Linked DNA regions of Homo sapiens: region 2 is linked to region 1. Evidence: chromatin contacts called from ENCODE Hi-C data. All regions are on one chromosome and are shown on one strand. Each heading gives the region's core, a stretch centred on a gene start or an enhancer-like site at or near the end of the contact. The rest is flanking DNA. Distances are from core to core; before and after follow the strand shown.

The links. Hi-C counts contacts between places; a loop is a spot of excess contacts on that map. Pooled maps may share reads with other maps.
Region 2: a pooled map shows a loop between it and region 1 (5-fold over the local background). The contact joins two enhancer-like sites. A Hi-C loop is called at or near these places in 6 of 168 maps with a recorded cell type or tissue (Calu3, OCI-LY7, PC-3 and 3 more) and 6 of 50 pooled maps.

The regions. Positions count from the first base shown.
Region 1 is chr5:59,582,321-59,585,416 of GRCh38, reverse strand. All of the region lies in intron 1 of PDE4D (phosphodiesterase 4D), which reads left to right. Among named protein-coding and RNA genes, the nearest start is that of MIR582, 120 kb to the left of the region's middle. Within about 2 kb of position 1,517, at least 4 of the 41 ENCODE cell types and tissues checked have a DNase peak (open chromatin) inside an H3K27ac peak, as active enhancers do.
Region 2 is chr5:59,648,002-59,650,828 of GRCh38, reverse strand. All of the region lies in intron 1 of PDE4D (phosphodiesterase 4D), which reads left to right. Among named protein-coding and RNA genes, the nearest start is that of MIR582, 54 kb to the left of the region's middle. Within about 2 kb of position 1,433, at least 3 of the 41 ENCODE cell types and tissues checked have a DNase peak (open chromatin) inside an H3K27ac peak, as active enhancers do.

The DNA.
Region 1 (3,096 bases), core at 268-2,767:
AAATGTTCTGGCTGGACTCTGGATGAATAATAGATACCTAAATATAGGTTTCGGAGGGCTTTCCAGCTGCTTTTATGACAATGTCTCAAATGAAAGCTCCCTGAGAGCTTAAGGTACCACCAAAATCACCTGCTGGTTTGTTACAGAGTTTTCGGCTTTCAGCTAAAAAATCCATTGCAGAGAAGGATGGGAGGCATCCTCTCCCACTCTAGGCAGGTGCTTATTTTCTAACAACACCAGATCCATCCAGAGTCGATGCTGTGGCGTATCTACCTTTTTTGCTGACCAGAGCTACTATCCCCAGTCTCTAGAATGCTTGGGTGACATGCCTGCAAACCTCGGTGGCCCACTTCCAACTGCATCACCAGAGTTTCCTAGTCAGGGGGAGCCTTGGTGCCATTGCCTTGCTTGTTCTGTTGGTGAGGGTCAGGCATCAGCAATAAGGTCCTCATTATTCTTACAGACAAATTTACATCAATAGTCTTTAATCTTGAGATTAAAAGATCCTGGAAACAGTTCCTGGCACGTAGTAGGCATTTGTCAATTATTTTTCTTCTATGCCTTAGGCTTTTCTTCAGAGTTCATTTTATACCTCTTAAGATTTGCTTGGGAGGGGAAATTACCAGTCTCCTTTCTATCAAGTGTACCTTGCTACAAAGCAACAGTTTTTGTTCTACCTAAGTTCTGCTGTTTAAGCCCATTTGTTTATGTTGTAATACATAGGATCCATGTACTCTTTGAATGCCTGCAATTATAAGCACTTTTTATTTTTATTGCATTAGCCTCACCTATACTTTTGACTGGAAAGAAATAAGCTATTCAACTCTGAAGTTTTGGAAAGAATGCAAATTTGCTTATTCATGCTCCTCTAGATCTGTAATACATATGTTTGAAAGCTGTATGGAGAAGTTGAGAGTCCTGTTGGTTTTCTTTTGTGCCTGGAGTTAGGTAACCCTTCATCTGCTTCACTGCATGTCGTACCAATCTGTTGTTGTTGTTGTGGCCAAACTAAGCCAATGTAGAATGTTAATGCTCTGTATAACTCCTACTCTTCCTGGGCCCCTTGCAGGGATTCATTAATATGATGTTGGACTCAAAGGAAGAAGGTGGTGGTTTTTTTCCAGGTGACCTAATTAATTTTGTGCTTGGTTCTTGACTTTCTCAATGGTTGTTGTTTTCCTCTTATTTATAGCCTCCCCTTCCAGTACTGCAGTAAGAGATTGTAGGGGTTTGTTGACAGAAAACCCTCTTTCCCTTTGTCCTACTGTAAGAGCCCCTATAGGGTGAGATTTCAGGCTCGTGAATTATCGTGCTTAGAATAAAGGTCTCGCCAAATTGCTCTTTTCATCTCCAAAGACTCCCCCTATCCTCATTCTCACATTTAGAGCCTTTTCTTCGTGAAGGGACCGATCAGAAGTTGGCAACAGGCCAGTGCTAAGGAATAATAAACATTGTAAAAGACATATGTGCTTTGGTTTCACGAGCCCTAGCTCATCTCTAGAAAGGCTCTGTACCCTTTGGAGAGGCGGGACTTGGCATGTGCTGGTCCTCTTTCTGTCCTGCTTTTTGAGAAGCAAGAATGAGAAAAAGCTGAGACACAGGAGGTCTAGGGTAGTCTTCAAATTTTACCAGAAGTAGTAATTGAAATAGAAGCCTGTGCACAGAGTTCCTACTTGTACTCTCATCCACCTGCCCTAGGGCTGGTGTGTTGATTATTGAGCAATAGTATTACAAATTCACTCTTTATCAGTTATGAGTTAAAGTTAATAAGTGGTCCTATTACTTGGTTTAATAGAACACTACCCCTTCCGTGCTAAAAGAGTGGTATGAAGAATGTGTGTTTCTTCTTTGAAGCTACATTAGAAATATTAGCTGGAGGATTTTATTGCGAAGGCTTCTTTCCATTACACTTTTCAGTCTTTTTACTGCCAAGCCAAACAAAGATAAGGGTTTGCCTCACTGGATAGATAAGTACTATATAGCTCTTCTTATTTTTCCTTCTGGCTAGTTGTTAGAATGGAGAGATAGCCTGGCATTCAGGAACAAGTATGGCATGGTTGAAAGAAGGGAAATGCAAGTCAGCTTTCTAGGAATTTAAATTTCATGTAGCAGCAGTTAAGAGGACCTTTAGAAGCATTATGACCTGGAATCACATGCCAGGGTCTAACATGAATGACCTAACACAGTGTGACTAACATGTTCAGCTTTTTGCCTGACTTAAAAGATATATAACAACTTTTTATAATCTTATTTGTAAAAATACTATAATTTCATGCCAGAAACATCAAGGCTATGTTGAATGCAATTGAATTTCATAGCTAAACAATTTAGGAGGGCATTTTATTTAAATACCTTTGCATCCTTTTAATGATGGATTCACATGGCTAAAAGGACAGTGGAAGATAGAAGCTAAAGGCCCTGGCTAGGAGAGGCTGTGGAATGCTGCCATGGAGGGCCCCTCTGAGGACACCAGAGGAAGATTTGGGATTAATGATTGTGGAAGGTGATTAATGATTTGCTTATTTGGTGCTTAGGGTTTAATTTTTAAAGGTAGGACATCTAAATGTTTTAAACTGTCTTTGTGATGCTGAGAGGTAACTCCAGTGAAGAGGCAAAATGAGGTGACTGTGGCACTTTCACTCAACATGGAGGCATCTTTTTCCTTCTTCTAGGACCCTAAATTCTTTCATTAGACTGTCCTTTTCCAGGTATCAATTTCTAAAAGGTTTAGTCTAGAAAGTTATTTGTTTGATTGTTCCTCTATAGACCAAGCATTCAATTCATAAACTAACTCATACTGTTTTATTCTGTTTTGATCTAAATCCTTTATGGAATGAAGCAAGATATAAATCAGTATATTGATAATATATTCATATATGTGTTCATAATTTGCATGTATATGTGTTTAAATCTACTAATATAATGAATACGTATTCAGAGAAAGTCAGAATGGCCTGCCTTCTAATGAAAAGATAATCCTTCCTATCTAGCCTCATAGAGTTTCATCTTTTAAGGTTTTCTCCTCTTCATACATTGAAATTACAGAAACTCAATCCAGAAGTGCATTTTCCAGAGTATGTGTTCTGACCAATACAT
Region 2 (2,827 bases), core at 184-2,683, 65 kb before region 1:
GGCAACCACAAAAACATCAAATTATGGAGAAGTGAGTGCATAGATATATGAAATCAACATTTCAAATTGGTAATAGAATGACCTTACTTATTAAGTAGTGATCTTTTATCAAGCTGCTACAATAAAATCGACCATAACATTAAACATGGTAGATGTTACTAACCAGAAATCTTAGGTATTTAAAGTTATGTTTACTTATTTTTTTTAATAAGACTTGGAAGTGTCACTTAAATCACACTTAAGAATGGATATTGGCTAAAGGCTGCTGAGTCTTTTAAGATTCCTGTGAATTTTTTTCAGATTGTTCCTCAGTCAATTCAGGATACTTGTCATTGCTGGCTATACAGCAGAGTGCAGAGTTAGCCCTTGCAGACACACAAAGATAACTCAAGGCACTGATTTCTGCATCTTCAGCCTCCTCATTTCATTAACTATTAAAATTAATTCCCTGTAGAGATAATTTGCATCAATCAACAGAATAGAAGAATTAGAAGAGCTTCTGAGGCTTTTCTATGACTAAAAGAGCAATTCTTTTATTGACTACCATAAACATTAGATTTACTAAAAGGAAAAGGTGTTTTAAATTGAACCACCCCTCTAATTTATTCATCTTAGTTCTGAAAACATGTAGGTAAGAGTTAATCATGTTACTGAATCTAATTTAAAAAGTGAGAGGGAAAGTACTGAATATTTTTCCTCTTTGAAATTACATGTTGTTTGCAATATTAGCCTGCCTGTATTTTTCATGTAAACCTTTTGTACATTGAAAACAAATTCAAAATAAAGAACGTTTGTTTTCAGGCTCAGACCTTAAGAACTGATGGTCTTTTCTTTTACTTCTACACAAAAGTCTAAGCAGTTCTGAAGAAACACTACAGTGACATTGGGTCATTGCTAAAAAAAAAAAAAAAAAAAAAAAAAAAGGTTCACAAACTATCAACATTTTAACAATCTAATAGTTGATTGTTGTTTCCCAAATTGGTGATTTTGAATGATTATTTTATGTAGAATGGAACTGTGTCTTTTTCTTCATTCATGCAACAAACATTTCCTGATGGATACCAAGCAACGGTGACAGGTAAGCATGCCATCCTAGATCAGTGTTATATAACTCCCAAGCTTCAGTGAAGGCCTCATTTTTGTTATTACAAACTGCCTCTCTGGGACCTCATGAAGGTACTATTCCTGTTTCGGGAATAGGTCTATCCATCCTTGTCTTTTTGTTTCCTGTCTTGATTCTACAATCTCCCCTTTGGCCATTACCATCTCAAAATCCTGCTTCCCAAGGTAATCCGTCTAGCTTTTCTAATCTTCTGGCTTCCCATTACTCATTTCAATTCCTTCTTCTGGCTCCCTGTTGCTTTCCTAACCAATTTCAATTACTTATCCTTATCTTGAAGGCCATTCACCACTCTGCCCTGCTGACGTGTTTTTCTTATCACCCAAGATTCCTCCCCCGGCTCACACTTCTGCATGCAAGCACGTTCCCAAAGTATGAAAATGCTTTGGATTTATATCATGCTGTTGCCTTGAAGAGTTTTATTCTCTTCCTCATATCTTCTCAGAGAAGAAAGTAATTTGGCTGTGGTTCAAAATTCACCAAGGCAGTAAAATCTTGTGTTTTGTACACAACTTCCTTTCTAATGACCTCTCCCTTTCTTCACCTCACATTGGGCATTCACTCATAACTATTTAAGGGCCTTCTCTTAGGCGGCTGCCCTGTTTTCAGGTTGTGCCCTATGTGGTCACAAGTGGCTATTCTTAATAAATCATAGAATCGTAGAATTTAAGTACTGACAGGGATTTCCTATATATAAGAATCCAACTTCCTACTCTGCAGAAATCCATCTCAGAACATTCTCAATGCTTAAAATTGCCTTTTCGGGAGAGAACATCAACTCGTAAGACAAGCTCTTTCCTTGTTGCCTAGGACTCATTTTTAGAAAAATATTCTTTGTAATGAATTGTTTCCCTGCCACTTCCTCCCTTTGGTATGAGGCATGTTGCCAGAAAGATACAAAATAATTCTAATAATCTTTCTTAGCCTTGATAATGCAAGAGAATACAGCAATAATTTCCTCCATTAAACCTTATTTTTTTTTTTTTTTGAGGTTAGATGCCTAAATTACTTCAAGGATTCTTCTTGTGGAAGCATTTTTGAGAATTTTCTTGTCTTTCTGCACCTCTGATTTGGTAACTTGACCAGCAGACTTCACAAGAAGCTTGCTGTCAGTGTTAGTCCAAACACAACCTATCAGTTAGTGTGTTTAGTCATTAATATTTAAGAGTGTTTTCATAACCTTTAAATTAATAATTAGTCATCTTTATTCTTTAATGACTACAGAAGCTCACATTCATAGTATTTTGGTAACTAAGGTATCCATAGGCTCAAAAACTCTTCAAAATTATTGTGTAATGAAAATGTTAACCATATTTAAGAGAGTGACTTGGAAAAAGGCCTTGTTTTTCAATCTCATATTTTGAAGAACTATTGAGATGTCACTGAATAGTATTTTTAGAATTTTTGAATTGCTCACACATGAGCACTTGGGGAATTGGTCAGTGAATATATCTCCTGAGCACTTTGTTCCTTGAAATTATCAAATCCTTCTTGGAATTTCTTTTTCTCTCTCTCGTGATGTGTGGGTGGGACTGGGACATTACCAACACAATTAGAACTTCATTTCTTTTTCTTCTTAGTGAAATTTATTTTCTAAAAGGTTTGTGTGTTTCACTCTATTAGCAGTTCTGGAATCATCCAAGAGTCTAAGTAGATGTAGCAGAGCTCTTATGGAAACTCTGGATATATACATAATCACACAGAGAA